3 separate regions of the Homo sapiens genome follow, and regions 2 and 3 are each linked to region 1. A link is a loop called in an ENCODE intact Hi-C map of the cell type or tissue named here. Cell type or tissue: GM12878. All regions are shown on one strand. Each heading gives the region's core, and the rest is flanking DNA. Links, peaks and the distances in the headings are about the cores only. Region 1 holds the start of MIR759 (microRNA 759). Region 2 holds the start of CNMD (chondromodulin). Region 3 overlaps CNMD (chondromodulin).

Evidence for each region. Peaks named below come from ENCODE experiments on the same cell type or tissue, not always from the same donor. Only the 100,000 strongest peaks of a DNase experiment are listed, where the experiment ranks them.
Region 2: a loop joins it to region 1, with 2.4 times the contacts of the local background. A loop is called at or near these places in 9 of 110 quality-filtered maps.
Region 3: it touches region 1 in a loop (5-fold over the local background); 2 of 110 quality-filtered maps call a loop at or near these places.

The regions. Positions count from the first base shown.
Region 1 is chr13:52,803,333-52,814,632 of GRCh38, forward strand. MIR759 (microRNA 759) reads left to right here and starts at 6,718; the gene lies at 6,718-6,808. In GM12878, for the core only: a CTCF peak has its summit at 6,155 (motif pointing left); DNase peaks (open chromatin) are centred at 5,019 and 6,229.
Region 2 is chr13:52,735,071-52,746,370 of GRCh38, forward strand. It overlaps CNMD (chondromodulin), which reads right to left and starts at 4,750. Exons shown (of 7, transcript NM_007015.3): 1 at 4,560-4,750; 2 at 3,961-4,101. The coding sequence starts at 4,631. RefSeq lists an enhancer at 2,320-2,821. In GM12878, for the core only: CTCF peaks have their summits at 3,932 (motif pointing left) and 4,357 (motif pointing left); no DNase peak of the experiment used is centred there; H3K27me3 peaks cover 226 bases.
Region 3 is chr13:52,724,396-52,732,724 of GRCh38, forward strand. All of the region lies in intron 3 of CNMD (chondromodulin), which reads right to left. Among named protein-coding and RNA genes, the nearest start is that of CNMD, 11 kb to the right of the region's middle. In GM12878, for the core only: no CTCF peak of the experiment used is centred there; a DNase peak (open chromatin) is centred at 4,386; H3K27ac peaks cover 973 bases.

The DNA of each region.
Region 1 (11,300 bases), core at 4,338-8,337:
TGCATTCTGTAGGCAGAAAAGGCTCTTCTGATGGAGTGTATGTGGGGTGTGAGTGAGAGGAGTCAAGGATGACTTGGTTATCTTGAGACTTCCAGTGGCTCACGCCTGTAATCCCGGCACTTCGAGAGGCTGAGGCGAGCAGATCGCTTGAGCTCAGGAATTCAAGACCAGCTTGGGCAACATAGTGAAACCTCGTCTCTACCAAAAATACAAAAATCAGCTGGGCATGGCGGCTCACGCCTGTAGTCCTAGCTACTTGGGAGGCTGAGGTGGGAAGATAGCTTGAGCCTGGGAGTTGGAGATTTCCATGAACTGAGATCGCGCCACTGCACTCCAGCCTGGGTGACAGAGCAAGACCCTGTCTCAAAAAAACAAACAAACAAAAAAGCCAAAAAAGGAATGACTTGGCTGTCATGAGACTTCAGGTTCTGGTCCCTGATCATAAGAACTCCTTCTTTCCCTGGGGTGTCCTCCCTGCTCACCAGGTCTGGTGTCCTCCTCTCAACCCCATCCACCATCCCATCCTGGGTCTTGATTCCCATCCCAGTCCAGTTTAACTGTCACCTGGTAGACACCCCTTCTCTTCTTTCCATCCATGGTTATAATGAAAACTCTCCCCTGCTTCCCCCAGGGCTTCACTTTGAGCTCTGAAGGCTTATTTTGAAAGCAAAAAATTTATTTTCTTCCCTTTGCAGTCCCACTAAAGCATTCCTAATTCTCCTTGAGGCCACATGAATGCCTCTGACTGATTCAAAAGCGAGTCATAAAAAGGAAAGCATGATTGATTAATATTTCAAGGAAACATGTTATTTAGTTTACTTTTTGTATGTTTCTTACCACTTAGAATCTGGGAAATCTCTGGTGTTAGAGCCAAAAGATAACCAAGAGAGACTCAGGGAGGTTAACCTAGGCCCAGGGAGGTGAACCAAGATCTAGGGAGCTAACTGAGGCCAGGAAGGTAAAACAATCCACAGGTTAGTTTGTTTAGCAACTGGGCTGCAAGTTTTTCACTCTTGGAGAAATGGTTCTTCCATGACAATAAACCTGGGATGACCTAATCTGTTTCTGGGCTTTTTATCTGGACTTTCTGTTTTCATTGGCCTTTTCTTCCTCCTCATTATCTCCCTCCAGACAAGCTCTGCGGTTAAAGCCTCTTGGTTTCAGAGTTGATCCAGTTACATTATACATGAATAGCAGATGTGTTCCTAAAAGGCTCTGGGCTCACTTCGGGTCCTCTATGGTAAGCTGACCTTTTGGCAGGCCTTGGAGGGCGCATGCCTTCAGAAAGGGCAGCTGTCTTTTGCCTGCCTGTCCAAACCCATGGCAGGTTCCTCCCAGCCTTCCCAGGGCAGACTGCTCTGCCTGCCCTCTCCTCCACACCCACAGGGGCTGTTTAGTGCATCCCCTCTGCCAGTCCTGGGCCTCCCCTTCAATAACAACAGTGTCTTCCCTGGCTCTGATGGGGTTTGAATCAATGTAAACAAATGTAGGCAGATTAGGCAGAATAGTGGGTTGGTGGAATGGAAAGGTTGGGACTGGGAACCCATGCCCACACTGCATAATTTGTGACCACTTTGGTTGTAGGAGTTCAAGCCCAAGCCCTACATCCCTGAGTCAGTTTGCTGCTTGTGTCCCTGGAAAGGATGCAAACTGTGGTTTGTTGGCCAGTTATGACTGTATCATAAATATATACTTACAAATGTAAGCCACAGTATTAAAATTTACACATTCACAGCATTATACAGCACACAAAAATGTCTCAGTTTGCAGATGGGGTCACTGAGGCTCAGAGAGATGAAGCAAGGTAGCTGTCCAAAGTCATAGGCAGTGAGAGACAGCTGGGGTTCACAATCAAAGCTCCCATGACCCCACAGCCCATTCTTTCCCCATTGCATTACCTGCCAAAGTCCCGTCAGTATCTCTATATGAGGCATATTCCACATAAATCTCTGCTCCCAAGTCAATCACCAGGCTTGGCCTCTGCTCCCGGGGCATTAGTTACTAGCTTAACCCTCCCCAGTTGCTCCCCATGGTCTACAGAGGTTCCCTATATCGGATCTATTTACCCTTTTCTGAAGCTCTGATTGAGCACTGTAGGACATCCATCTCTGGCTCAGAGATCATTTGATTAATGACATAGTCTTCTGATGCTCCTTTGTTTCTGGTTCTGTCCTTTTGCAGAACATGACAGTTGGCATAAGGGTGGAAGTGAGGGACTAGGAATCAAGCAGCTGGTCTGAGTCCTGGCTATGCATTGTGGTGTATGACCTTGGGACATTCCTGTACTTGGGTGCAATTTCCTAACCTATGGAACAGGGGGATTGGGAATAATCTATCTGGACTCTCCCAATTCTAAAATTCTGCGCTTGTCTTTAAAAAGGTAAGCAAGCAGACTAGACCCTAAAGCTAACAATACCTTCCTGAAAAAAAATACCCTCAAATCCATATCCAGTAGGGATGGCATTTGTGATCTGGGCGTTGGCATTCGTGAATGTGATTACAAGATTCTAATATAGTTGCTGCTAAAATTTCATCCGAAAATTTGAAGCAATGCATGCTGATAGACTCTAATCCCTAAAAGTCCTCTATGCAATATTTCGAATATATATTTTGTCAAAGATTTGATGCTCTCTGCTTAGGTATTTCTAACAAGCACTCTCATCAAACAAATCTCTTTGAAAATGCATTAGATAACACGGTTCCTTCAATTCCATATCTTCCTTTCTGTCTAAACTGAAAAAGCCAGTTCACGTTATTAATGACAAGTCATTTTGCAGAGTGCCCGGGTTAATAGAAGAGATAACTGGCAAAATAAAAATGTGTAATACTAACATGCTGAAGATAAAACAGAGGTCTGATGTGAATGCATAATGTGGAGAATGGGAGGAAAAGTCACTGGCTGGTGCGGAATTCTAGCAGAATGAACAGGACAGCTGTGGCCACCAGCTGGTCCGCTGGTTTCCCAACTTGCTACGTTTCTGCCCTGCTTTTCTCCCAACTAACCTTGTTGAACCCAAATCCTAGAAGTTTAGAGTTAAAAAAAAAAAGGCCTTTAGGGAAATCTGAGGGTGAGGAAACTGAAGCCCAGGCATGGGGGGAGCTCATCTAAAGAAACCCAGCCAGTTAGAGGCAAAGGTGGCTCAGGAACCCGTGTTTACTACCATTTTGGTGCTTTGCCCATGATTCTACAATTCCAGGTGCCTGCTCCTGTCTTCCCCACATCAACCTAGGCCAGGGAGAAGGAATAGAGATATAGCAAATAAAATTCAGGGGACAGTTGATTCTAATTCCACCTGTACCCTTGCCTAGTTATATGGCTTTGGGAAAATCACTTCTCCTCTCTGTGCCTCAAACTCCCCCACTGTAAAATGAGCTGATACAGGTAGAACCCTTTGCACTCTCATGAATGTCCAAAAAAGTTAGTGATGGTTGTTCATATTTGGTGATTTTTTGTTTTTAGTTATACAGTCCCTGTCTGGAAGCAGAAGACAGGATTGGAGGACCTCTTGAAGTCATATCTTGCTTAAGAATTGTGTGTTTTCGGTTGGGTGTGGTGGCTCATGCCTGTAATCCTAGCACTTTGGGAGGCTGAGGTGGGTGGATCATGAGGTCAGGAGTTTGAGACCAGCATGACCAGCATGGTGAAACCCTGTCTCTACTAAAATACAAAAATTAGCCAGGCATGGTGGCGTGCGCCTGTAATCCCTGTACTCAGGAGGCTGAGGCAGGAGAATCTCTTGAACCCAGGAGGCGGAGGTTGCAGTAAGCCGAGATCGTGCCACTGCACTCCAGTCTGGGAGATAGAGCAAGACCCTGTCTCAAAAAAAAAAAAAAAAAAAAAAAAAAAAATCGTGTGTTTTCTTGATCGTCCTCAAGTTCAGAATCAGAAGGAAAAGTTGGCTGTTCTCTGTGTTCATTGAGCATTAAGACAAGAGGAAAGGCAGTTCAAAGATAGCTGAGGCCACTGTGGTGGATTCCTTGAAGAGTGTGGAATCTCCTTAGGTGGTAAATTTGATGCAGAGCCTGGGACCAGCAGCATTTATTTGTAAATGGTACAGAGATGGAGAGCAACCCTAAGCGACCCTGGTACTCTTTCCACTATAAGGAGTTGGGGATTTCCTCTGCAAATTTTTGATGAGTTGGTCTCATTTTAGAAATATTAAAATACTTATAAATGTGTAATACTGACACAGGTGCCAGTAAAAAAGAGGAATCAGCCGGGCGTGGTGGCTCATGCCTGTAATCCCAGCACTTTGGGAGGCTGACGCGGGTGGATCACCTGGGTTCAGGAGTTTGAGACCAGCCTGACCAATATGGCGAAATCCCATCTCTACTAAAAATACAAAAATTAGCTGGGCGTGGTGGTGGGCGCCTGTAATCCCAACTACTCGGGAGGCTGAGGCAGGAGAATCGCTTGAATCCGGGAGGTGGAGGTTGCAGTGAGCTGAGATTGCCCCATTGCACTCCAGCCTGGGCAACAGAGCAAGACTCCATCTCAAAAAAACAAAATAAAACAAAAAAAACATCCTCGGGGATTATGAAGACATGAAAAACGGAATTGGGGCTGGATAAACTTCCTTCAAGAGCTGGGTCCTTTGTGGCCAGGCGTGGTGGCTCATGCCTGTAATCCCAGCACTTTGGGAAGCCAAGGCGGGTGGATCACGAGGTCAGGAGATCGAGACCATCCTGGCTTACACGATGAAACCCTGTCTCTACTAAAAATCCAAAAAAAAAAAAAAAAAAAAAAAAAAAAAAATTAGCCAGGCATGGTGGCGGGCACCTATAGTCCCAGCTACTCAGGAGGCTGAGGCAGGAGAATGGCGTGAACCTGGGAGGTGGAGCTTTCAGTGAGCCGAGATCCTGCCACCACACTCCAGCCTGGGCGACAGAGCGAAACTCTGTCTGAAAAAAAAAAAAAGAGAGAGCTGGGACTTTGCAATCAGGCATGCATACCTGGTTTTCAGCCGTGTGAACCTGGATAGGTGACCTCATCTCCTGAAACCTCAGTTTCTGCATCTATAAAATTGGGGAAGTATCAGTTCCTTCTTTATAGGGTTGGAATAAGAATTGATGAGGTAATACATATAATGTGCTTAACACATTGTCTGGAACATAGTATTTAATTAATGCTAATTATGATTAACTTTTTAAAAAGTGGTTTAGAAAAGCTAATTAATGCCTCACTTAATTACAACCCTTAGACATTAAAAACATTTAAAAATGCCTCAGCATAGATATTCAGTGGGAAGACTTTTGTCTGTTACTTCTCAGTTAACCCTCCTGGCATTTAAATAGTGAGCGTGTGTTGAGGTGCAGGCATCCATTCTCATTTAACAAAGCCCTTTTGAATGGGTAGTTCCTTGAGGTGGCTCTAGGAGAAAGCCCTATCGTGTGTCTAAATGACCTACATTATTTGGAAAAACAAACAAAGCTGGATTGATCTGAGTTGATTGCTTTCAGAAACAACAAATTGGCTAGATTCAACGATTTCCTCCTTTCCTTCACCAGCCAATTTTTGGGTAGATATAGCTTCATTATAAAATCTGACCAAGCTTGACTCTATATAATTCAATCTCAAAGTATAAACAATCTGGAATGTTTTGTGGAAGACCTTGAATGATTTCTGAGCAGGAGATGGAAGCCTGAAGAATCAGAGAGTGAATGCATTCAGGTTTTCAGTGGCACGTGACCTTGATTAGCACACAGTAACAAACCAATTGGTGTCTCCTGAAACTGACCCCTCTCCCTTGGTTGATGAGTTTGATCCATGCTATTGTCTCTGGAAGGGTACTGGAAGAAACCTCAGGGATGAGAGGAACCTAACCTCTCATTCTGTAGATGAGGAAGCTGAGATCTAATGAGTTTGCATGACCAGCATCTATTACTCTACAATATTTTCCTCTTGGTTCCAACGCCATGCTCCATTTTCTTCAAGCAAGGGCTATTGGGGGAAATTTTCAATCATTTTCCAGTTTCCATGTTATTCACAATAAAACACAAGTTATCTTTATTAAAAATGTAAAAGTGTCAGCTTTTTAGATCTGGGTGTATCCATTTGTTTCCCTGGGAGACAGTGGGGAAGAGGCACAGTGCCTGGGGGTCGGGGCCTGGGAGGGTGGTGCCAATGGGGAGGGTGAAGAAGACCTTCACTGCCACCTTGTGGTCACCTGGGGCCAAACAGGGTCATTCCTTGGGAACCTCTCTCTGTCTAGCTTCTTTGGCTGCTTGCCTGAGATCTTTATCAGTGCAGTCAGCATTGCGTCAATGAAGCTTTTGTTATAATTTCTCTTCCATTGCATTTTCAGTTTCTTTAGCCCAGGGAAGGGGAAGTTGTTGAAAGCTAGCAAAATTCTGTATGTTGAAAAAACATCTGCAGGGAGGAAGAGGTCAGAATCCAGGAAAGGCTCTTAAGAAGAAATGTTTACGAGCTTTGCAAGATCCTTGTCTCATCTTATAGCATCTCTCCACAAGAGCAGAGATTATGGGACAAAAGTCAGGCCTGAGTTGGCACCTGTCATTATTATTACTTGGTCAATTGAGGAAGTTAGGATAGATGAGGATTCATTTATTATCTCATTTATTGGCCTTATTTGCAGTCCAATTTAGTTCTCACGTCACATTCTGATAGTCTCAGATTCAATAGCATCAGTTGAAATACTAACAATATTTTTCAGTGCAAAAGAATGACTTTCAAAGTATATATTATGGAAAGGATTATAATAAATTAAATGCCTAAACTGGCAGAGTGCAAACAATTTTGACTCAGATCTAAATGTTTGCACTGGCTGTTTAAACATTTAATTTGTTAGAATGGAAGTAGCGGCACAGAATAAGCATGTTAATTAAACTTGGGCTTTAGCAATGTGAGTCATCCCACGGACACAGAGCGTGACAAACCCGGATGGCAAAAGTCAATGTGCGTTGATTTCTCATTCTCCAAATGAACACTTAACATCTTTAAACCCTGCAGACATTAGTGGTTTTTAATGAATTGTTCTGTCTCTTTGAGGTGACTTTTAGATGATGCCATAGTACTTTTAGTCTGGGAAACAACTTTGCCAATTAAGTTGCAGGGAAGTTATCACCGCAGAAAATTGATTAAAATGATTATATGGCGAATCTGTTCCATGCTTTTACATTAAAAAATAGAAAAATGTAAAGAAGAGGTATAAAAACAAAACCTTGAAACACCAGTTTATCGAAAACAAAAAATCTCCATCATCACCATCATATTACCATCACCACTGCCACCACCGCCACCATCATCACATCTTTTGGGGCTATGGAATATCTAGGCCCAGATTTCCTGTCTGGCCCTGGTTCTACGTGGTAGAGTTATGGTAACATGATGCTGGTTAAGTCACTTGTCTCCTCTAAGCTTCAGGTTCCTCATTTGTAAAATGAGGGCCTTTTTATTGGTTAGGGTAAGGCTAAGCTGATGCAGCAAAGAGGCCCCCAAATAGCATGATTTACATCAGCTAATAGTTCATTGCTTCTTAGAAGTAACCCAGTTGTTTCAGGCTGGCAGGGGAGCACTTGGCTCCCTTACTCAAAAATCTTTGGTGACTCCTTACTGCCTGCAGAACTCAATTCAAGGTCCTTCACAACCTGACCTCAACCTACACTTCCAACTTAGTCACTCATAGCCTTTCTACTTCCATCTGTGTCTTTTCTGTCCTGTTCCCTCTGCCTAGAATTCTCTTTTCTCCTTCACCTATTGACATTGTATGCATTCTACATGGCCTAGCTCAGAGGCTGCCTCCTTCATGAAGCCTTGTAATTCCCTGCCTCTTGCCCCTTTTGATTACCTTTTATAACACTCATTATTTCTTCCTCTGCCTTCGCATATCTTTGCCTCCTTTATAGTATCAAATTCCATTTGCCTTATAATTAAATCAGTTATTTATGCAAATAGGCTTTATGTTTCTGGAGGCAACAGACTGCATATTATTTATCTTTGTTCCCCAACTTCTCTATCCTTCCTTGCCTTGCCCAATATCCAGCATTGTTGCTTGCCCAATAAATGTATGTTGAACTGAACGGAGTAAAAAAAGTTGTTACAGATAAAAAAAACTCAGTCATCAAAATAGCAACCATTTGTTAACTCAAGGGGCCAATTAGTCAATGAGCTATTCTTTGGAAAATTCCAGATGTGAATTAAAACAGTTCCAATTAAACTCATATCCTGTGCTGGACCCAGAATAGCATACAGAAATACTCCTTGGGCCTACATCCACATAGAATAGTGTGCCGCTCATGTTTGTTAGGAAGAACATGATTCCTGAGACTGCTATTATTTTTCTTAAAGCCTTTGTCCATGAGCCATGTGAAAAAAAATTGCATATTTGCCTTGGATGTAAGTCCATGGATGTTGTATATCATATGCTTTAAGTCTATCTCCATTTGTGGAATTTCTCTCTTCATTCTACCCCATTTTAGTGACATCAGAATCTAAGAATTCGTTGTCTGAAGGAGTCTCATTTCAAATAGTAACCTAGCTCATGGGATCAAGTGCAGGGAGCTCAGAGCTTCGAGCCCTATCTGGGTTTACTGCACAGTTGGGAAAACTCGTCTACTTTCCTCAAACCTCACTCTTCTCATTTGTAAATGGAACAGCTACAACCTCCTCCTTCTCACAAGGCTGTTTGCACAAATGATGGCAGCTCATTAGTGAAGTGCTTTGAAAAGATGGTGTGGAATCCTGCAGGGTGCTGTTGAGAGGCTAACCTCCAGGCTTTTATGAGAATGGATATTAAAAACATGCATCTGCTTGTTCCAGTCACTGGGTGCACATGAACAGTCCCTTAGTTGTATTTATCAGACTCGTTTTTTCCTGAAGAAAGAAATTAAATTTGTTTTTTCAAATTTTACAAATATAACCACGAGTTAGTCTGCTTGAATGAATTTCAAATCATAATTTAGATAATGTCAAGATGGCAATAAAACTTATGAAATAGAGCAAGGGTGGTGAAGAGAGAAAGCAGGAGGGAGACATTGAGATAACTCCACCTTTCTGCCCGGCAATTTTCTTTTTCTTTTCTTCCCCCTCTATGCCTTTCCATTCCCTTGTGCACATAAACGTTTCTGCTCCTCTTCATTTAAATGAATCTGGCCAGGTGGCATTAATGCTTGTAAAAGTAAATGGAAACTGCAAAGACAGATGTAGAGTCTGTCACCCAGTTCAGGAATTTTCAATTCTTTGTAACTGTCATCTTACAACTCACCTAGGATTGAAATTAGTTGAGCCCAAAATGGTGAAGTTGAGGACGTCTGAGTGTGGCACCCACGACTTTCCCTCCTCACCATATTTTCCCATTTGATTCATTTATTCCAACTGGAGTTCCTGCCAGGTTCCACTCTTATACCAGTCTATGTGCAGTGAGAACTCAAATATGAATAGGGCCAGTCTCTGCTTATAAGGAACCTGTTTACCAGGAAACAGTGTTTCAGGAAGACAAGATTTAAGCCCAAGTATTAAATGGAAATGGTACAATTTTAAGAGTAGGAGGAGTTTAGAGAACGCAAAGGGCTTTTGGGGTGTCTCAGAAATGATACCCCATGGCTTATGCTGCTGGTGTGTAACACATGACCTAATTGTAAGAAAGAATTTATCATCTCCATATACCAAGGGGAAGGCCTTGGGAATAAGGTCAAATAGTCCCTCCCTCAGTACACGCACACACACAACACACACACGAAGAGGTGAGAAATAACAATTTACACTTGCCTTCATCAGGGGCTGTTTGGCCACAATTTGCTCAAGTTGGTTTAGGCAAAAAGAAAAATTTGTCTCACAGAGTCCAGGGGCAGAGACAACAGTGGGGCTCCCATGGGGCTGAATGGGGCTCAGTTCCTGAACTGAAAGCCACCAAGAGGCCTCAGGGTCCTGCTTCCCTCTGTCAGCTTATTTTTCTCTTCTCGGCTGAGTGGTTTTCTTAAGTCACACATGCACCAAGCATTTCTGCCTCTTCCCTGATCTTCAGAGAATCCCAGAATCCCCAAGCCAAATTCCCCCAATAAGCAATTCTGATTGACCAATAGGATTATTCTAAAGATGGTTATTTGACCAAATTGGTCCAATCAGGTGGCCTCTTTTAGATCAATTATCTTTGGCCAGAGGTTTCAGCAGAAGGCTGGGAAAGCCGTTTCTTGAGAAGAGAATGTGTAGAGAACACAGAAGTGAGATCTCTGGTTCAACATTTAACTTTTGATTGTTTATGAAATGATATACAGTGTGAGGATTTTCCAGGTTGTTTGCTTTTACATCTCCCTTCTTTTCCTAACCTTGAATATTTCACTGTTGGCTTGGGGAAAATTACTTTACCTTTTTTTATTTTCATTTTTGAGACAGAGTCTCGCTTTGTCTGTCACCCAGGCTGGAATGCAGTGGTGCAATCTTGGCTCCCTGAAACCTCTGCCTCTTGGGCTCAAGAGATCCTCCCATCTCAGCCTCTTGAGTAGCTGGGACTCCAAGCACTCAGGTTCGTGTGACCATGCCCAGATCATTTTTTTGTATTTTTTGTAGAGGCGAGGCTTTGCCATGTTGCCCTGGACTCAAATGAGCCACCTACCTCAGCCTCCCAAACTCCTGAGATTATAGGCACGAGCCACCAGCGTGCCCAGTCTACTTCTTAATAACACTATGGTTTAAGTAAGTTTAACAAATAGAGGCTGATGTAAGAAATGTTTCTCTCCTGTAGCCTACAATTTAGTCGGGAAGACAGATAAAAACAAAAACAAACAAAAATACCCAACAGTAAACAAAATAATTACAAGTTGTGTTAAGCGAGGAAACAGAATATTGAATTAGAAAATATGGGTGGGAAAGGAGGGAACCTATTTTAGATGCAGTTACAGGAGCCACTGTTCCAGGGAGTTGACTTCTTCCTAGAGTATGAAAGTGTGTCCAGAATTGGTGGGTTATTGGTCTCACTGACTTCAAGAATGAAGTCGAGAACCCTTGCGGTGAGTGTTACAGTTCTTAAAGGCGGTGTGTCTGGAGTTTGTTCCTTCTGATGTTTAGATGTGTTCAGAGTTTCTTCCTTTTGGTGGGTTGGTGGTCTCGCTGGCTCAGGAGTGAAGCTGCAGACCTTCACAGTGAGTGTTACAGCTCTTAAGGCAGCGTGTCTGGAGTTGTTCATTTCTCCCCGTGGGTTCGTGATCTCACTGGCTTCAAGAGTGAAGCTGCAGACCTTTGCAATGAGTATTACAGCTCATAAAGGCAGTGTGGACCCACACAGCGGGCAGCAGCAAGATTTATTGCAAAAAGCGAAAGAACAAAGATTCCACAGGGTGGAAAT
Region 2 (11,300 bases), core at 1,987-5,986, 71 kb before region 1:
GGCTTCCCTGATCACAAGAACCACTCCTGGGGGTTCTGATTTAGTGGAGCTAGAGCACAGCCCACCAGTCTCTTTTCCCCTTTCCCCTCAGGTGGCCCTTATGATCAGCCAGGTTTGGGAAACCTGTTTTCTTTGGCTGAGACGGGACTCCTGCAGGTGAAGTTTGGAAAGAAGGCTCTGTTCTGTCCGGTGCTCTCTGAGCAGCCAGTGTTCATATGGGTCAGTGATGACTGTCAGAAGGAGCCTGGCAGGAAACACCCATGTGAGTGTCTTCCACTCATATGACAAGAGGTTCTGTGTTTTTTTTTAAGAACATTGCACATAAGCTTTTACTAGTAAAGCAATGCAACATTTAAGAACATAACCATTTCTAAATTCTTAGCAGTTCTTAAGGAGATAAGGTTGTCACACTAGAAGAGTGGCCTGTGGTTTGAATTTCACATTCCTCCACCACTACCCCTGGCTGTCTTCTCCCCAGAAAGCCTCCCTAACTAGGTGCAGGGATAGCCAATCTTTTGGCTTCCCTGGGCCACAATGGAAGAAGAATTGTCTTGGACCACACATAAAATACACTAACACTAACGATAGCTGATGAATTTTTAAAAAAAATCTAAAAAAAAAAAAAAATCTCATAATGTTTTAAGAAAGTTTACGAATTTGTGTTGGGTTGTATTCAAAACCGCCCTGGGCCGCATGCAGGACCACAGATTGGACAAGCTTGACGTAGGGCATCTTGGTTGTGCAGCTGCGGCCCACCTTTTTTTTTTTTTTTTTTTTGAGATGGAGTCTTGCTCTGTCACCCAAGCTGGGGTGCAGTGGCACAATCTCGACTCACTGCAACCTCCGCCTCCCAGGTTCAAGCCATTCTCCTGCCTCAGCCTCCCAGGGAGCTGGGACTACAGGCATGCGCCACCACGCCCAGCTAATTTTTTTTTTTTTTTGAGACGGAGTCTTGCTCTGTCGCCCAGGCTGGAGTGCAGTGGCACAATCTCCACTCACTGCAAGCTCCGCCTCCTGGGTTCACACCATTCTCCTGCCTCAGCCTCCCAGGTAGCTGGGACTGCAGGTGCCCGCCACCAGGCCCAGCTAATTTTTTTGTATTTTTAGTAGAGACAGGGTTTCACTGTGTTAGCCAGGATGGTCTCCATCTCCTGACCTCGTGAGCCGCCCGCCTCGGCCTCCCGAAGTGCTGGGATTACAGGCGTGAGCCACCGCGCCCGGCCTTTATTTGCATTTTTAGTAGAGATGGGATTTCACCATGCTGGCCAGGCTGGTCTTGAACTCCTGACCTCAAGTGATCCTCCTGCCTTGGCCTCCCAAAGTGCTGGGATTACAGACGTGAGCCACCACGCCTGGCCTGCAGCCCACCTTTTATGTGCACTGCACCATCTGCATGGGGACAGCAGTGAAGCTGTCCCCCTCCTGAAGCTACTAGGGGAGGATGTGGGGGGAGGAGGCAGTCCAGTTTCTAACATACTAGACTCTGAGCTGGGGACGAGGCTGGGCTGTTGGAGCAGCAATTACCTTATCTGCTCTAAGTCCGTGGAGCTGTGGACACCCAAGGCTATTTTTATCCAAACAAGATGAAATTTATTATTTGCCAAAATTCTGCTCAATATGGTGCCTTTTACAGCCAAGGATATTTGCTAATGAGTTTTTAATAAGGCCTATGTTCTATAAGATTAATTACATAATGTTTGGGAAAATGTCTAGAAAAATTAGTCTGAGAGGAAAGGCCCCAAGCAATGATCTCCTTCCCTCATCTCACAGGGTGGGGTTGTCAGTTATCTCATATTGGTGGAAATTTCCCATATTTCAATGCCTTGTTCCATTTACAATAATGTGGATGAAAAATGGCCTCAATATTGGAGCCCAGTTCAGTTGTCCCCTGATTATTATTACTCCAGTGCTTCATAGTCCTCCAGCTAAATTTCAGTAAACCTGTCCTAAGGGGATTTACCCACATGAAAAGGATAGGAGGTGAATTACAGCTGGTTCTCCTCTATAAACCAATATAGAGGAGCCGAGGCACAGATAATCCCCAAAGAGTGGATAATCCATTTGGTTTGACAAGTCTTTCTGTTTGACAAAGACTTACCTTTTTTGATTACGTTTTGTCTGAGCTATTTAGATTTGTATTCAGGCAAAGCAGACCTGTGCATGTGCTATGCCTAGGTGGTGCAAAAATTACTCTATTTAGTATTTTGTGATTTGTTTTTCATACTTAAGTCATATGGATCAGGGAGAAAAAAACTATCATGATTTTCTTCATTCTCCTGTCTGTATAGGATATAGCAATAATTTTGATTGTTGACAATAAAATGTGATTCACTATTCCTCTGAATTCTTAGCATTTAATACTGCTCTCCTGAACCAGACAACCAACCATCTTGCAGTAAAGTAAAATATATGAAAAAAGGGAGCTGTGCTTATTCAGTATGATTGTTTAATCTCTCTTTTTAGAAGCCTGTCAGTTAGTGATGTTTACCTTGAATAATTAAATGACAAATGGTATTCATTTTAAAATATATCATGTCCAGAATCTTTACCAAAAAAAAGCATAGCTATTGTTATCCCCCATTGACCTATACCATTGAGGCTTTGTTATTTAAAAGATAGCATTTACATTCTAAAACCACAGAATTTCCCAAAGAGATGACAATCTAAACCCTGCTATTAATGGAGATGTAGATATTGAAATCATTCTCTTATTCACATTTGCTGTTTCAAACATGAGCATCTGGCCCAGCTTCTATATTTAAAATACAAATACATTAAGGCACTTTTCAAATACCCACAAAATACAGTGCAATTCTGATCTTACAAATCGATGCTTGTAAATTTGATATAGTCTCTAAAACAGACTCGGTGCTAAATGGCATGCTTATCTACATTAGACATTTGAGTTAAAAATACAAATTATGCAGTGACTGCAGAAGACGTGATGTGTAAAATGGTTGAATTGCTTTCAGCACCATTTTCTGTAAGTACTGGAATTCGTTCATGCTTTGCATTTCATGGTAGGAGAGAGGAAAAAACAGCAATCACCAATCCTCTGAGGATAGTGATTATGAAAGAGCCCTTTGTGTGTGCCCTGGAGATGGAATTCTTTTCCATTAGTTGAAATAAGCTTATACCAGACCTGGCAGTGGTCATCAAGATAAAATGCCCCCTTTTACATAGGTGAACACTTTCAGAGTATTTAGAGAACACACTGGAGCTCTGCCCAGTCAACTTAGAAACAGTCTTTATACTCCTCGAGAGCCGTGGAGCTTTAAAATAAATAGTTGCATACAAAGAAAGTAGGACAGCAGTTAGTAAAACACCTACTATTAAACCACATGTGATGACTAGGCCAGAATTAATTGTTAAAGAGATTTTCCACCTTTAAGGAAGTTAGACGTTTTGTTTGTTTGTTTGTTTTTTGTTTTTGTTTTCCAGAGAGAGAAGGGAATGTTCATGGCTAGGTCACAAAAAAACCTTCTGAAAGGCAAAAATTCCTTCCCAATGGGTCTGAATATGGGTCTGAATATTCCTCCACTATCTTTGTCCTGGATTTTAAACCCACAGCCTTTCTTAGCAGGGACAGGCCTTAGAGATCGTCCAGTTCCATTTTTTCCCTTCAGGACGAGTACACTGAGGCCAAAAGGTGACGTGCCTTCCCCACGGTCGCGCCACTGCTTAGTGGGAGATGAGCCGAGAACGGCCTTTCTCGGACCGTCCACTACATTCTCCCCTACTCTACGCTTCAATCTTCTCCCGTGAAACCTTCACTTGCTTTTCTACAACGTTGACCTAAGGCGGAAAGCCGCGTGCCAGAGTGGGATGGGAGAGGGGAGCTCACGCTGGGCCCGAGGGGCCCGCCGGCAGCCGCGCGCCCCTCGCCGGCCCGCGCTCGGGCTCCCCCTAGGGGCACCATGGGCGACACGGGGGTCCCCGCGCGCCGCCCTCTGGACTTACGTGACTGTCGCTCCCCTTCCAGAAGTAGAAGGCCCCGATGGCCCCAAAGAGCAGCAGCACAGCTCCCGAAATGAGGACCACGGCTCCCACCTTGAGCAGCCGCGCGGGGCTGGAGGGCTTCACCGTCAGCGTAGCGTACGCCTGCGGGCCGGGGCGGGAGAGGGACCGTCGCGTTTGTGCCGCCAGCACCTGCGGCCCCCAGCGCACCCGGGCCCCACGCGGTAGCCCCCAGGGAGTGGGGAGTCGGGCGGGAAACAGCTCGCCCGGGCTCCTACGGGTGCCCCTTTCGCCGCGCTCCCTCCCGAGGGTCCTTTGCAGTCGGGCGTGGAAGTGGGATGAGCAAACCCCGCAGCACAGGGCCTTCGCCCCAGGACCTGCACCCTCTACCGGCCACGGGACGTCCCTCCGCACCCGCCTGTGGATGCCGTGACCCCTGCACACTCATACGCGTGGGGCGACATCCCACCCACACATTTGGGACCCAAATTTATCCCCCCGCCAACACACCCATTCGGTGGCACGCACCCCTGAGTCCGAACTGTGGAACCTGATACTCACACAACCCAGGCCCTGCGTGTGGAATCCCTGGCGGTACTCACCGGGGGGCTGCAGAATTCCACGTCATCAGGTCCCACCAGGGCAATGGGAACTTTGTCGGAGTTCTCTGTCATGTTTGCGGCGGGAGGAGTGAGGCACTTGGAGACTCCCTGGGCACCCTGGGATCTGTCCCGCTGCCCCGACGTGCAGGGCATTTCAACGCCGCGCGCACACACGGTGCACGGTCCCGCCTGGGCCAGCCCAGCGGTCCCCACCCCTTCCAGCGCCTCACCTCTCTCCTCCCTTCTCTCTCCCGCCGCGGGAAGCTCGTCCTGCACTCCCGGATGCCCCCTTTCCTCCTCACTCTATCCTGTCTACTGGCCCCCCAAACAGCATCCCGGTGACTCTGAATGTGTGGGGGTGGTTGCATCCCTCAGAGCGGGATGCTGAATCCTGGGACCCAAAGAAATACTCAAGTGCCAGAGCAATTAGCCATGCACCGGAGGATGTCTTAGAATGTCAGCGGGCTCTGCTGTGACAACTGGCTGGAGGCCATTTCCTGCAGGGTCTTTGTAGGTGTGTGTTGGGGTGGGGGTGGGGGGAAGATGGCTCATGGAAGGTGAAGGAGAAGACAACAGAGTGGTGCAGGTGGACAGGGGACACTGGCCTAAGAGTGTAAGGGTTAGGCCACCTTCTCACTGGCCTGGCATTGCTGGATGGCCCCTGGGACTGGAAAACAGAGCAGGGTCTTAGGGATGGCTCCTTGCCACCAGTTTTTCTAGGGTCTGGGTACAACTGCAGCAAAAGTGAGAGCTAAGCAGAGCAGGGCTGGAGGGAAGGAGTTGGGGAGACCAGAATAAAAGTGCATGCTGGTTGGTTGAATAAATTAAATAAGTGCAAACAAAAGCAACAATGGCAAAGCACACACACACACACACACACACACACAGAGTACTGATGTATCCAAAGGAATAACACAAATGTGTGTGTGTGTGTGTGTGTGTGTGTGTATGTATGTATGTATATAAAATTTTCACTTTTGGAAATGCCATCTTCCAGTTCCAGGATACATGGTACTTCATTTGGATCCAGGCTTCCTTAAATTGCGTTCGATTCTAGCTTTGTGCAGAGCTCTCTGGTGAGGTGTAAGTGAGGAGCACTAGTGCATGAGAGGGATTGAGGCTTCCCCAAAGGGCAGCGGGAGATTGCATGTGCAGGACTGCAGAAGGAGAAAGTGTTGAAGAATCATCCAAGACATGTGATGAAGAATGAGGTGACAAGCATGATGACCTGGGGCTGGGAAGGAGGGGAGAAGTGGAGGAGACCACTTTCACAGAAGAATCGATAGGACTTGGCAATTCCTGGGCTGTGGGAACTGAGTTTTCAGACCTAGGAGGATTGGGAGAGTGATAGGAACCCTAGGGAAGTGAAAAAATTGGAAGAAACAGTTTTAGACATGTTGAGCTTGATGTGGGGATGAAAAGTAAAAGAGCCAAGGAAATGTCCTGAGCCTGCATTGGAATCAGCTATGGAAACAGCTGTCTGCACATCACACTAGACTTAAGGTGCTTGGAAAAAACTCCAGCAAGATCTCCAGCCAGGGCTCATCCCTGGGGCACTGCTGAGGCAGAGTTCAAAGACCTCTTTTCACAAGGGCATTCTTCACAGGAATTTTGGTGAAGGAATAAGAGAAGTAACTGTCAGAGAGGTGGGAGATGGTACAATATAAAGTAGTACATGTAATTTTAAAGGCACATTCAAGAAGGGTGGGTCAGCAGTGTCAAATGCTGAAAAAAAATGAGCACAGAGAAAGGCCTTGGAAGGGCACAACCAAGAGGCCATGGGAACCAGCGAGAGAGTAGTTCCATTTGCTTCCCTGGGCACAGAAGACACATTGCAAAGGGTTACAGAGTGATTAAAAATATTTGCAACTTATACCACAGACAAGGAACTAGTTTTCTTATATAGTGTTTTCCTAGGAAAACCAAAAGACCAAAAATGTAGTAGAAAAAATGGCAAAGAATGGAAACAGAGAGTTGGTGAAGCAAGAAGTAGAAATTTCTCTTAAATGTAAGAAGAATGAACAACAGCATTATTTTGCCTTTTTTTTTTTTTTTTTTTTTTTTTTTTTGAGACAGAGTCTTGCTCTATCGCCCAGGCTGGAGTGCAGTGGTGCGATTTTGGCTCACTGCAACCTCCACCTCCCAGGTTCAAGTGGTTCTCCTGCCTCAGCCTCCCAAGTGGCTGGTATTACAGGCGCCAGCCACCATGCCTGACTAATTTTTCTATTTTTAATAGAGGCAGGGTTTCACCACGTTCGCCAGGCTGGTCTCGAACTCCTGACATCAAGTGATCCGCCCACCTTGACCTTCCAAAATGCTGGGATTACAGGCATGAGCCACCACGCCTGGCCACAACTGCATTCATACAAGGAAATGCAAATTAAAAGTAGACTGGTTCACCTATGAGACTGGAAAAACATAAAAACGCTTGTTAAAACAATCTGTTGAAAAATATGAGGGGCAGTGAATTTATGGACTACTGTAGTGGGTGAATTGGTACAACTTCTATGGAGAACAATTTAATTCCAAAATGCAAAATGCAGTTTCATTTCTATGGATTTATCCTACAGATGCACTCACAAGGGTGGAAAAATCCTGCAGGTGCAACGATGCTCACTGCAGCATGTTTGTTAGAACAAAGCACTAGTAATATACTCAATGTCCAGAGTAGACAATTTATGATCCATTCTCACCGTGGGGGTTTGGCAGCCCTTTAAAAGAATGAGGCAGCTTTGGATGTAGTGATGTAGATAGAACACTCTCTAAGATACTTCAAGTGAAAAAAGCAAAAGGTAGAAAATGCGTAGAAATGCTTCCATTTGTATAAAGAAATACAAACAAGAATAAATGTAAGTATATGCTTTCTGGAAAGATAAGATGCTGGTAGTGGGGGTTGCCTCTGAGGAAAATGTGAAGCTTGGGGAGACCAGTAGAAAGAAGATGCTTAACTGTGAACCTTCTGAAATGTTTTGAATTCTATATTGTGAACACGCATTAGCTATTCAGGAATTGAGTGAATAAAGCACTAAATAACAGTGAGTAGGTGGGGAGGAAGTGAATGCTACAAATGGAGACAATTCTTTTAACAACTTTCAACTTGAGGGGAAGAAGGATGAATGTAAGGAAGTTTTAGATGAGGGGAGTTAGAGGATCAAGGAAGGTACCACCTTCCCTTGATGAACCTTGAGAAGGAGAGAAGGACTGGAGGGAGTGAGTGGTGAGTGGATACTTTGGGGCCAAACAGACATTGAAGAGAGGGTGAGGAATCAGGGGAAATGCAAGACCTTGCCTCATTCATACATTTTTAACACATAATATACAGAAAGTAGCTGACCAGGGCGTGAGGGGTGAGGAGTGGGTATGGAGATCAGTTGCCTCCTCTGAGCACATTCTCCTAAAGTGGCATATTTTCAACAATTTTAAGGTAGTGTGTTCACATGATGATGGTTATAGATAATGAAAAGGCAGTAGAAAAAGCAGTAAGGGAGCAAGACTGGGAGGCTCATTGCTGTGGTTTGAATGTGTTTCTCAAAATTCATGTGCTGGAAACTGAATTCCCAATGCAAGTGTTGAGAGGTGGACCTTTAAGAGATGATTAGGTCATGAGGGTTCTGCCTTTGTGAAAGGATCAATGCCACTGTTGCAGGAGTGGGGTAGTTATCATGAGAGTGGGTTCCTGATAAAAGGATGAGTTTGGCTCCCTTTCCCTTTCTCACATGGGCATGTGTTCTCTCATTCTTCCACCTTCTGCCACAAAGGCCCTCACCAGGTACAGCACCTTACTCTTGGACTTCCCAGCCTCCAGAACCATAAGCCAAATAAGCTTGGTTTATAAATTAACCGGCCTGTGGTATTCTGTTTTAGCAGCACAAAATGAACTTAGACACTCGTGAAGAATGAAATCAAAGGGGTGCCCCCTTTCACAGGCTTGCTTTCTTCTACCCACTCTGCTGCTGGGCCCACCTGTAGGCCCATTCCCTGGAAGTTATAACCCAACTCTGCTCTCAGGCACTGTGCCAGGTCTGGGTACACAGTAATGAGCACATGAGACATGGCCCCTGCTCTTGATGAGCTTATAGAATAGTGGAAAACATGGTCATTAAGCAGGTAATCACAAAATATGATGTCATTGCATTTGTAACACACAGTATGAGGGAAAAACATAGGCTACACTAAGATCATATAACATCTAATTTACCCTGAGTGGGGAATGGGGAAAGCACCTGAAGAAGTGTCATTTAGGTTGAAAACCGAGAGAAGGGGAATTTTCCAGGTGGAGATGGGTGAAAGGGTGTGGGAAATGTGGAGGGACAGCATGTTAGAAGGCCATGAAATGGTAGAGTTTGGCATTGGAAAAAGGGAAAGCTAGATCTTAAAGAATAAAAGAAAGAATGGCCAGAGATGACACTACAGAGAGAGACAGTTACCTTGGCTAATAAAGTCTTCTAGGCTATGTTAAGAATTTTGAAAAATTTCCTCTCAGTATCAGGAAGTCATTGAGGGGTTTAAAGCAGTGGAATGGTGTGATCTGGTTTGCATTTTAAAAATATCATTTTGGCCACTGTGGGGCAGAATAATCAAACTGGAGTGGGCAAAGTAGAAGGGGTAGTTTTTTTTTTTTTAAATTTTTAATTTTTATTTTTTTGAGACAGAGTCTCTCTCTATTGCCTAGGCTGGAGTACAGTGGCATGATCTCGGCTCACTGTAACCTCTGCCTCTCGGGTTCAAGCAATTATCCTGCCTCAGCCTCCCGAGTAGCTGGGATTACAGGCGCCCGCCACCACACCCAGCTAATTTTTGTATTTTTAGTAGAGACAGGGTTTCACCATGTTGGCCATGCTGGTCTCAAACTCCTAACATCAGGTAATCTGCCCGCCTTTGCCTCCCAAAATGCTGGGATTACAGGAGTGAGCCACTGCGCCTGACCTTATTTTAATTTTTTAAAGCCAGGGTCTGGCTCTGTTGCCCAGGCTGGAGTGTAGAGACTCACTGTAACCTTGAACTCCTGAGCTCAAGTTTTCCTCCTGCCTCAGCTTCCTGAGTAGCTACAACTACAGGCATGCACCATGCCTGATTAATTAATATACACATGTATTTATTTTGTAAAGGCAGTGTCTCGTGACGTTGCCCAGACTAGTCTTGAACTGCTGGCCTCAATCGATCCTCCTCCCTTGGCCTTTCAAAGTGCTAGGATTACAGGCATGAGCCAATGAACCTGGCCCAGAGGCAGACTTTTTGGGAAGCTCTTGCAGTGGTCCAGGCAAGATATGATGTTGGTCTGAACTAGAATAATTGTAAGTGATATAGATGGGAAGAAATATTAATCCGAAGGAGTCCATTAGGATTTCAGATCCATGCTGGAGGTAGAATCAACACGCTCTGGAGACTGGCTGAGTGTGAGGTGAGTGAGGGAGGAAGTCAGGATGACCTCATGTATCAAGCACAAACAACTGAGTAGATGTAGAAAGCACCGGATGAGTTTTGGACATGTTAAGTTGAAGAGCTGTGAAAATTCAAGTGCAGATGTTGTACTTGATAGTGCCAGTAAATAAGCCGAGAAGACCATCTGCTGAGACAAAGAGGCTGGAGGAGCCAGCAGGGCTTAGGGAGTGTGGGAGAAGTTGATATCAGTTGTATGAGGAATACAAGAAAGAATTTATAAGAGCAGCGACCATTTGGGGCTGGAGAACATGAAGGAGCCAAGACTCCCCATCAGCACTGAACGAACAGAGCAGGTTAGAGGAACCTGGAAGATGTTGGGGGTATTGGATTTTTTTTTTTTTTTTTTGAGACGTGTCTCGCTCTGTCAGGCTGGAGTGCAGTGGCGTGATCTTGGCTCACTGCAACTTCCGCCTCCCAGGTTCAAACGATTCTCCTGCCTCAGCCTCCCGAGTAGCTGGGACTACAGGTGCATGCCACCATGTCTGGCTAATTTTTGTATTTTTAGTAGAGACGGGGTTTCTTCATGTTGGCCAGGCTGGTCTCCAACTCCTGGCCTCAAGTGATTCTCCAGCCTTGGCCTCCCAAAGTGCTGAGATTACAAGCGTGAGGCACCGTGCCCGGTAGAGTATTTGATATTGAAGTCTGTCTTGAGAAGGAGAGAGAGTCAGGGGCTAGGTAATTTTAGAATCTGGGTTGGGAAGGAAAGTCCACGAAGTGAGGAAGGGTTCATGAACCAGGAATAGGGAAGGACTGGCATGATGATGGTGTCTGGATGGGACAGGAGAGGGAGAAACTAAGAAGGTTGTAATCAGAGAAGGAGAACTCAGACTTTGAGATTTTAGGGGTGGACCAATTTTGCGTAAAAATGTGGTCTAAAGTGTGGACTTACTAACAAAGGATTGGAGCTGATGACACATCTAGGAGTTGAGGATATTGAAGGAAAAGTGTTGAAATTAGCCTGCATTTTGAAGTTGCTGTTTTCATCCATTCAGGCTGCTATAACAAAATACCTTAAATGGGATAACATATAAGCAATAGAAATTTACTGGTCACAGTTCTGGAGGCTTGGAAGTGCAAGACCAAGGCACCAGCAGACTTTCTCTAATGAGGGCTCCAGACTCTGGTTCAGGATGGAACTTTTTCACTGCATCTCACACAGAGGAAGGAGCAAACAAGCTCCCTCAGTCCTCTTTATAAAGACACTAATTTTAGGAGCCCGTATGACTCACCATCTTCCAAAGGTCCCTCGTCCCAGTACCACCACATTGGGGATTAGGTTTCAACATATGAATTTGGTAG
Region 3 (8,329 bases), core at 2,033-6,032, 81 kb before region 1:
ACCCGATCTCTACTAAAAATACAAAAAAAAAAAAAAAAAAAAAAAATTAGCCAGGCGTGGTGGCGGGCGCCTGTAGTCCCAGCTACTTGGGAGGCTGAGGCAGGAGAATAGGGTGAACCGGGGAGGCGGAGCTTGCAGTGAGCCAAGATTGCGCCACTGCACTCCACAGCCTGGGCAACAGAGCAAGACTCCGTCTCAAAACAAAAACAAAAAACAAACAAAAACAGCCGGACATGGTGGCTTATGCCACCAGAACTTTGGGAGGCCGACGCGGGCAGATCACCTGAGGTCGGGAGTTTGAGACCAGCCTGGCCACCATGGTGAAACCTTGTCTCTACTAAAAATACAAAAATTAGCCGGGTGTGGTAGCGGGCTCCTGTAATCCCAGCTACTTGGGAGGCTGAGGCCGGAGAATCGCTTGAACCCGGGAGGTGGAGGTTGCAGACAGCCAAGATCGCCACTGCACTCCAGCTTGGGTGACAGAACGAGGCTGTCTCAAAAAAATAAAAACAAACAAACAAACAAGAATAGAGATAAAGTCAGGTAATAACTGTTAAGAAGAAAAATAAGACAGGAATGATGAGGTGGTAATTTAGACAGACAGCATAGTCAGGGGAGGTGACTCAATGAGGGGATGATATTTGAGCTGGGACAGAATATGTTAGTTATTCCATCTATATTCACAAGCTCAGATGAAATGCCACCTTCTCCATGCAGCCTTCTCTGAACATCTCAGCCTAAGCAGCTGTCTTTCCTCTGCTTTCCCATAAGTCCTCCTGTCTTCATTCCTCAACTGGGATGCTTACTCAGCTATACACAGCCTACTTAGTTATAAGCTTCTTGAGATCAGTATTTGAATCTTTTCTGTTTTCTTTTTTGGTGACCCCACAAAGCTATTCAAAAGATGTTGGTCAAATTAATTAATTCTGTGAATTCAGAATTTTCCTAGGTTACTGAGCCCAGAGTAAACAGTAAAACTTTCTACAGCACCTGGTTCTGAACTTTCCTTCTATACCTTACCCAAGGACTTAGATGTTTTTTTTTTGTCTCCTGAGAGATATAAACAATATCTTCTCTTGGTCTGCCTAGGGACTGCCTCAAGGGAAACATCAGCCACAAAGCTCCAGTCTTGGCTGAAAGCACAGCCCCGATTCTACCCACAGAGGACATGAGGGGTAACAGGATGCTCTGTCCCAAGAATGTTTACTCTCCTCCTGCTGCTGTTAGTTTCAGGACTAGTGAATCTAAAATAAAGGCCTACAATTTTTATGGTATAATAATGGAGATACTAGCACAAATCTGAACCTTATCAGTCCTCTGTTGAGTTGAGGCAAGTGTTGGAATGATATAGAAATGGTACCAGGGCCAGTGATAAAGAATGGGGGTAGAAAACACTTAAAATCTAGGGATCCTGGCTCAAGATTCAGCCCTTTACAATGAAGAAGAAAATTAAATGTAAGTCATGCTGGAGGGGATTAATGGATAGCTCTACCTTATGTAGTCACAGAGCCAGGAGCCCTACAGAAGCTGGTGAGTAAAGGACTGCAAAACACAGAAGAAAAGGCTCATTCTTCCTCAAGCTCTTTATTATTTGTCTTGTGGCTTAATTAATCATGTATACATATGTAACTCATTTCACCTATTTCTCCCAGCACTACTGCTCACTCAGAGAGACAGGGGCATTATCCCCACTTTACAGAAGAGGAGCTCCGAGGCTCACTGCTGAGGCTTGGCTCTTAACTGCACCTGAATTCACTGTAGAGGGTTTAAGAACACAGACGCCTGGGTCCCTTCCCAGAGATTCCCATTTGATTGGTTTGCTTTGGGGCCCAGGTATTGGGAGCCTTAAAAGCTCCCCAGGTGTTTATAATTTAAAGGGTTGATGCCAGGGTTGAAGACTACCATATGAAAGAGAAAGGTGTTCAAGGTAACAAAGCTTTTAAAGTGATGGCAATAACCTTTGGACCCAAGTTTCTTTTTATCAGTGGTTCACAAACCTTCCCTTGTATCAAAAATCCCCTGGGTCCCCAGCAAAACTTCAGAACAGTCTTCATTAACAACCACACCTTAAGCTACCAAGAAAAATCACAGACACCACCGACGCTGTTTACAGCTAAAAAAAAAAAAAACATACAGAGACTATACTACTGCATGCACCCAGAATGAAAGCTGAAGTGCCCTACCTAACCAACACCAAAAGTCCACACCTATGAAAGCAAATTTAAAAAACTGTAATAAGCAACTATTAAATCAGATGCACAGATATCAACACAAGGACACAGGAAGCATGAAAAAGCAATAAAACATGACACTCCCAGAGGAATACAATAATTCTCCAGCAACAGATCACAATCAAAAACAAATTTATGAAATCCCAGAAAAAAAATTAAATATTGATATTAAAGAAGCTCCGTGAGATACAAGAGAATACTGAAAAACATGACAAAGAAATCAGAAAGACAATTTAGGATATGAATGAGAAATTTAATAAGGAGATGTATATTATGAAAAAGAACGAAATAGAAATTATAGAACTGAAGAATTCATTGAATGAAATACAATATACACTTAAAAGATTCAACAATAGAAGCCAGGCACAGTGGCTCACACCTGTAATCCCAGCACTTTGGGAGGCCAAGGTGAGTGGATCGCCTGAGGTCAGGAGTTCGAGACCAGCCTGGCCAACTATAAACCCCATCTCTACTAAAAATACAAAAAAATAAAAAATAGCTGGCCATGGTGGTGCACGCCTGTTATCCCAGTTACTCGAGGCTGAGGCAGGAGAATCGCTTGAACTCAGGAGGTGGATGTTGCAGTGAGTTGAAATGGCACCACCGCACTTCAGCCTGGGTGACAGAGCCAGACTCCGTCTCAAATAAAAAAAAATGATTCAACAATAGACTATTTCAGGCATCTCAGAACTTGAAGAGAAGTCTTTTGAAATAACCCAGTCAGACAAAAATAAATAAAAAAGAATAAAAAAGGGCCAAGCATAGTGTCTCATGCCTGTAATCCCAACACTTTGGGAGGCTGAGGCAGAAGGACTGCTTGAGCCCAGGAGTTCGCAACCAGCCTGCACAACATGGTGAGACCCCATTTCTACAAAAAAATTTTAAAAATTAGCTAGGTGTGGTGGTGTGTGCCTGTAGTCCCAGCTACTTGGAAGGGAGAAGGATCACTGGTATATATATATATATCCACAATGGAATACTATTTGGCCATAGAAAAGAATGAAATCATGTCATTTCCAGTAACATGGATGGAACCAGAGGTCATTATGTTAAATGAAATAAGCCAGGCACAGAAAGACAAATGTCATATGTTCTCTCTCCTATGTGGGAGCTAAAAAAGTTGATCTCATGGAAGCAGAAAGTAATGATAGATACCAGAGGCTGAGAAGGATATATGGGTGGAGCTGGGGGAATGAAGACAGGTTGGTTAGTGGGTGGTAAAAACATGCAGTTAGACAGAAGAAATAAGTTCTAATGTTCAGTAGCAGAGTGGGGTGACTATAGTTAGCAACAATGTATTGTATGTTTCAAAGCAGCTAGAAGAGAGGACTTGAAATGTTCCCAACACATAGAAATGAAAACCAAATACCCTAACATTATCATTACACATCCTATTCATGTAACAAAATATCACATATATCTCATAAATATATAAAATATTATGTAACAATTTTAAAAAGGCAAATTAAAAAATCACCTGGGCCAGGGCGGTGGCTCACGCCTGTAATCCCAGCACTTTGGGAGGCCGAGGCAGGAGGATCACGAGGTCAAGAGATGGAGACCATCCTGGCCAACATGGTGAAACCCCATCTCTACTAAAAATACAAAAATTAGTTGGGCGTGGTGGCGTGCACCTGTAGTCCCAGCTACTCGGGAGGCTGAGGCAGGAGAAACCCAGGAGGCAGAGGTTGCAGTGAGCCAAGATTGCACCACTGCACTGCAGCCTGGCGACAGAGCGAGACTCCATCTCAAAAAAAAAAAAAAATTCACTTGGAGGACTTGTTAAATTAAACAGTGTTGTGCCCCACCCCCAGTTTCCCATTCAGTAGGTCTGGGGTGGGGCCTAAAATCTGCATTTCTAACAAGCCAAGTGATGCTCCACTGGCAGCCTGAGGAATACACGTGGAGAATAACTGCTTTCTCTTATGCTACCTCCTGTAGGGCTGCTGCTCTTATTTGGCATGTAAATTTAGGACTCATAGTTTGAAAAACAGAAGGCAGGGAGGGAGATGATGCCTTCTTATGTGACATTTTCTCTTAACTTCAAACACATCCCCTGAATGTGAGATGTGTGGAGGGAATGCACACATCTCCGTCACCATATCCCCAAAGGGGAAAGCTGATTCTACTGAATGATTCGCAGCACTGAATGGGAATCTAGTGTTAAGTTGGTTCTGACAGTCGACACACCGCAGTGAGAACTGAAACCCCCATGGGGTAGGAAGTGTGGGAAAGAATTCACACATATTAACTACCGTGTCTAGCAAAAACTCCACATCAAGCAGCCAGATATATTAAGAGATTAAACAGAGGGAACTAAAAGAAGCACAAGAAAGCCAAGCAAACCTCCTGTTTTTGCAAACAAACAGGCTTTAGAAGCTGGTGGTAATGAAGAAATTTGCTAGCAAGGGTGATGAGTGGAGAGTCCAAGAATCTAACATTCTTTTTTCAAAACAGTGATGTAATCTTACCTTGGCTGCACATTTTTTTCTTTCTAAGGTATCTCATCTATTTCTATGGCTTAAACCAGAGGTTCCCAAGGATGGTAGGAGTTCGTGTCCCCAAGAGGGCACTTTAGAAATCCTTGGAGAAGTTTCTTGTCACAAAGATTGGGGGCACTCCTGACCTTTATTGCACAGGGCCCAGGGATGTCAGGTCCTGCAGAGCCTGGGACAGTCCTGAAGAACTAATTGTCCCGGGTTGGAGGAAAAAAACCTGTTTGTAAATATCAGTGTCTAGAACCCAGTGTTGTTTTATATGTAAACACAAAGTAATTTTTGGCATAGTCTTAATGTACAACAAATTTCCTAGGAATGCAATTACTGTGAAATGGAGAGAAAACAGTACTTTTCTTCACTGTTTGAGAAAATTACATAGCATTTAAATTGCCAACACACACTTGTGTCTGTCTGCATTTTGGGCTGTGGCATTGACAGTCATTCAGCTACTACTATAAGTGTTTGACTTTATATCTTCTAGTGCATCTGGCTGAACATTTACATATGAAGTCCATATTTTTAATATAAATTAGTTTCATTTCATTTTTCCTTTACCTTATAGTTGGAGGCTGAATTGACAGGTTATGCTGTCTTTACTTTCTCTAGCTTTTTAAATAAAAATTTCAAATATTCACAAAATTAAAAGGATTATACAGTGAACCCCCATATGCCCATCAGTTTATTCTTTCAATTTCTTTTTTTTAAAATTTTATTATTATTATACTTTAAGTTTTTGGGTACATGTGCACAATGTGCAGGTTTGTTACATATGTATACATGTGCCATGTTGGTGAGCTGCACCCATTAACTCGTCATTTAGCATTAGGTATATCTCCTCATGCTATCCCTCCCCCCACCCCACAGCAGTTCCTGGTGTGTGACGTTCCCCTTCCTGTATCCATGTGTTCTCATTGTTCAATTCCCACCTATGAGTGAGAACATGCGGTGTTTGCTTTTTTGTCCTTGCGATAGTTTGCTGAGAATGATGGTTTCCAGCTTCATCCATGTCCCTGCAAAGGACATGAACTCATCATTTTTTATGGCTGCATAGTATTCCATGGTGTATATGTGCCACATTTTCTTAATCCAGTCTATCATTGTTGGACATTTGGGTTGGTTCCAAGTCTTTGCTATCGTGAATAGTGCTGCCATAAACATACGTGTGCATGTGTCTTTATAGCAGCATGATTTATAATCCTTTGGGTATATACCCAGTAATGGGATGGCTGGGTCAAATGGTATTTCTAGTTCTAGATCCCTGAGTAATCGCCACACTGACTTCCACAATGGTTGAACTAGTTTACAGTCCCACCAACAGTGTAAAAGTGTTCCTATTTCTCCACATCCTCTCCAGCACCTGTTGTTTCCTGACTTTTTAATGACTGCCATTCTAACTGGTGTGAGATGGTATCTCATTGTGGTTTTGATTTGCATTTCTCTGATGGCCAGTGATGATGAGCATTTTTTCATGTGTTTTTTGGCTGCATAAATGTCTTCTTTTGGGAAGTGTCTGTTCATATCCTTCGCCCACTTTTTGATGGGATATTCTTTCAATTTCTAAGGCTTTTTGTTATATAAATGGGGCATTCAGTCCAAGGGGGTTGGCTTAAAGCAACAGCACTGGTGCTTGTGAGAGTATAACTAGAATGTAACTCATAAAGTATGAATGAACTTGGGTTTTCTATCTCTCAGGGTGGAGAGCCTGGAGCACTTTTTTCAGTGCTATCCTCCGTCGGGGGTTGTTTTCTTCCACGGGGTTCTACTAAAATCTTGGTGGGGTCCTGGACGAACCGGGGAGACTGTTCATTTACAATTCAAAACCTTTTATAATCTAGCCCCACCTGCATCCCCATCTTTTTTCCTTCCCCAAGTTGGGCTGAACTGGGCTACTTAGAATTAGAACCCTGGAGCGAGACTGCACATTCATGTTCACTATTTTTCCCTGGGCCTGGAGAGCCTTCCCCTACCTGTCTGACAGTTGAAATCCTGATTATTCTTCAGGACCTGATTTGGTCATCACTACATCTGCAAGACCTGCCCCAGTCCCCTATTCAGGAAGGATGTTCCCTCTCTGTTCATAACTCATTGGAACACGTTTTCCAAGCTAAACTGAAGCTATGTCTGTGTGTACGTCTGCCTCCTGAACTGAACTGAAGGGTCCTTGAGGGAAGGGTCCATCATTTTCGCATTCCGCCTGCTTAGCATCATCCCTTGCACACAGCATGTCTCAATAAATGCTTCTTGAATTTGACCGTTGATTCAAAATACAGGAGAAAGTAATAGTGTAGGTACCATAGTGGCTGATTCATGTGTTTTCAAAAGTTCAGGCTTGTTTAAACCCATAACAGGTTCTATCCATCAAAAAAAATGTTCTACTCACCAGTTCTGACTTAGAGAAATGTGGAAGCTATCAAAGAGAATTGATCAGTTTATAAAATATCTATGGCCCTGTTGGTCTATGAGAACAAAACACAATCGATACCATTATTAGAAAAGAACCAAAGGATTATAAAACAGAAATATAGGTTTGGGATTAAAATATGTTAAAAGAGTATTTTTGATACATGAACATCTCAAGAAAGATGAATCGTTTCTTATTCGTCTTTGTAGCTCCCTTTGCATATCTTAATATTGTGGCACACCACAGGCATTCAATTTCTGGATTGAATAATGTGTGTTGGGGAGTCACATTTTATTAGCTTATATTGAGTAGTACAAAGAAAAAATGATTTTACCCTGTCCTGGGTCTTGCAGTAAAAGCCTTTAATAAGTGCAGAGAAATTATACTTGTGCATTGAGCAGAATCATCTGCAAAGCTATGACTAAACAAAGTGCGTCTGGGCACATACAGAGCAGCAGAGGCTGTCCCCAGGGCAGAGACCATTCTGAACATAGTCCTTGTCATGATCAAATAATATCTGACATCACAATAGCTCTAATGTTAGCATCTGTTGGGTATTCAAATGGACTTATGAGGTATATTTTGGTACCAACAAGAGGAGTGCTTTCACTCAAATGAAAAGCATCTTTAGCTTTTCTCATCAATCAGAGGAAGATGGGTCGATGAGGTGTTTGTGGACCAATAAACTATCAGAAGAGACATTATTTTCAAGAGGCTTTTTTCATTATGAAGTTTCACCTACTCCATCTGCAGATTTAACAGGAGTACACAAATAGTGATGCCTCTTCCTTATAGTAAAACATGAAAGAGCATAAAATATTTATGTTGGCCAACAGGAAATTCGGCCTGAAGTGACACTTTGGTTTGCAGATGTACACCGAAACATTGCTGCACAGCTTAATGTCTCAAATTGCCTGTAAATGAAATTTTTGTTAAAAAATCAAAACAAAACAGTCTCCTTTTCAAAGGAGATGTGAATGTTTTATCTCTAATATGCTATGGTAACATGCTATGGTCAGAAAACATATGCTATAATAGGAGAATTTGCTCATGGTCATTTTCTGGATTAAATAGGAAATTGGAATTGAGAAAAGTATGCAAATAGATCCCACCTGTTGTTGATGAGATTATTAGGTCATTAAAATTTCCCTCTTCTTCAGAAATTTAAATTTCAAATCTTGCAACATTCTTGGATTGTT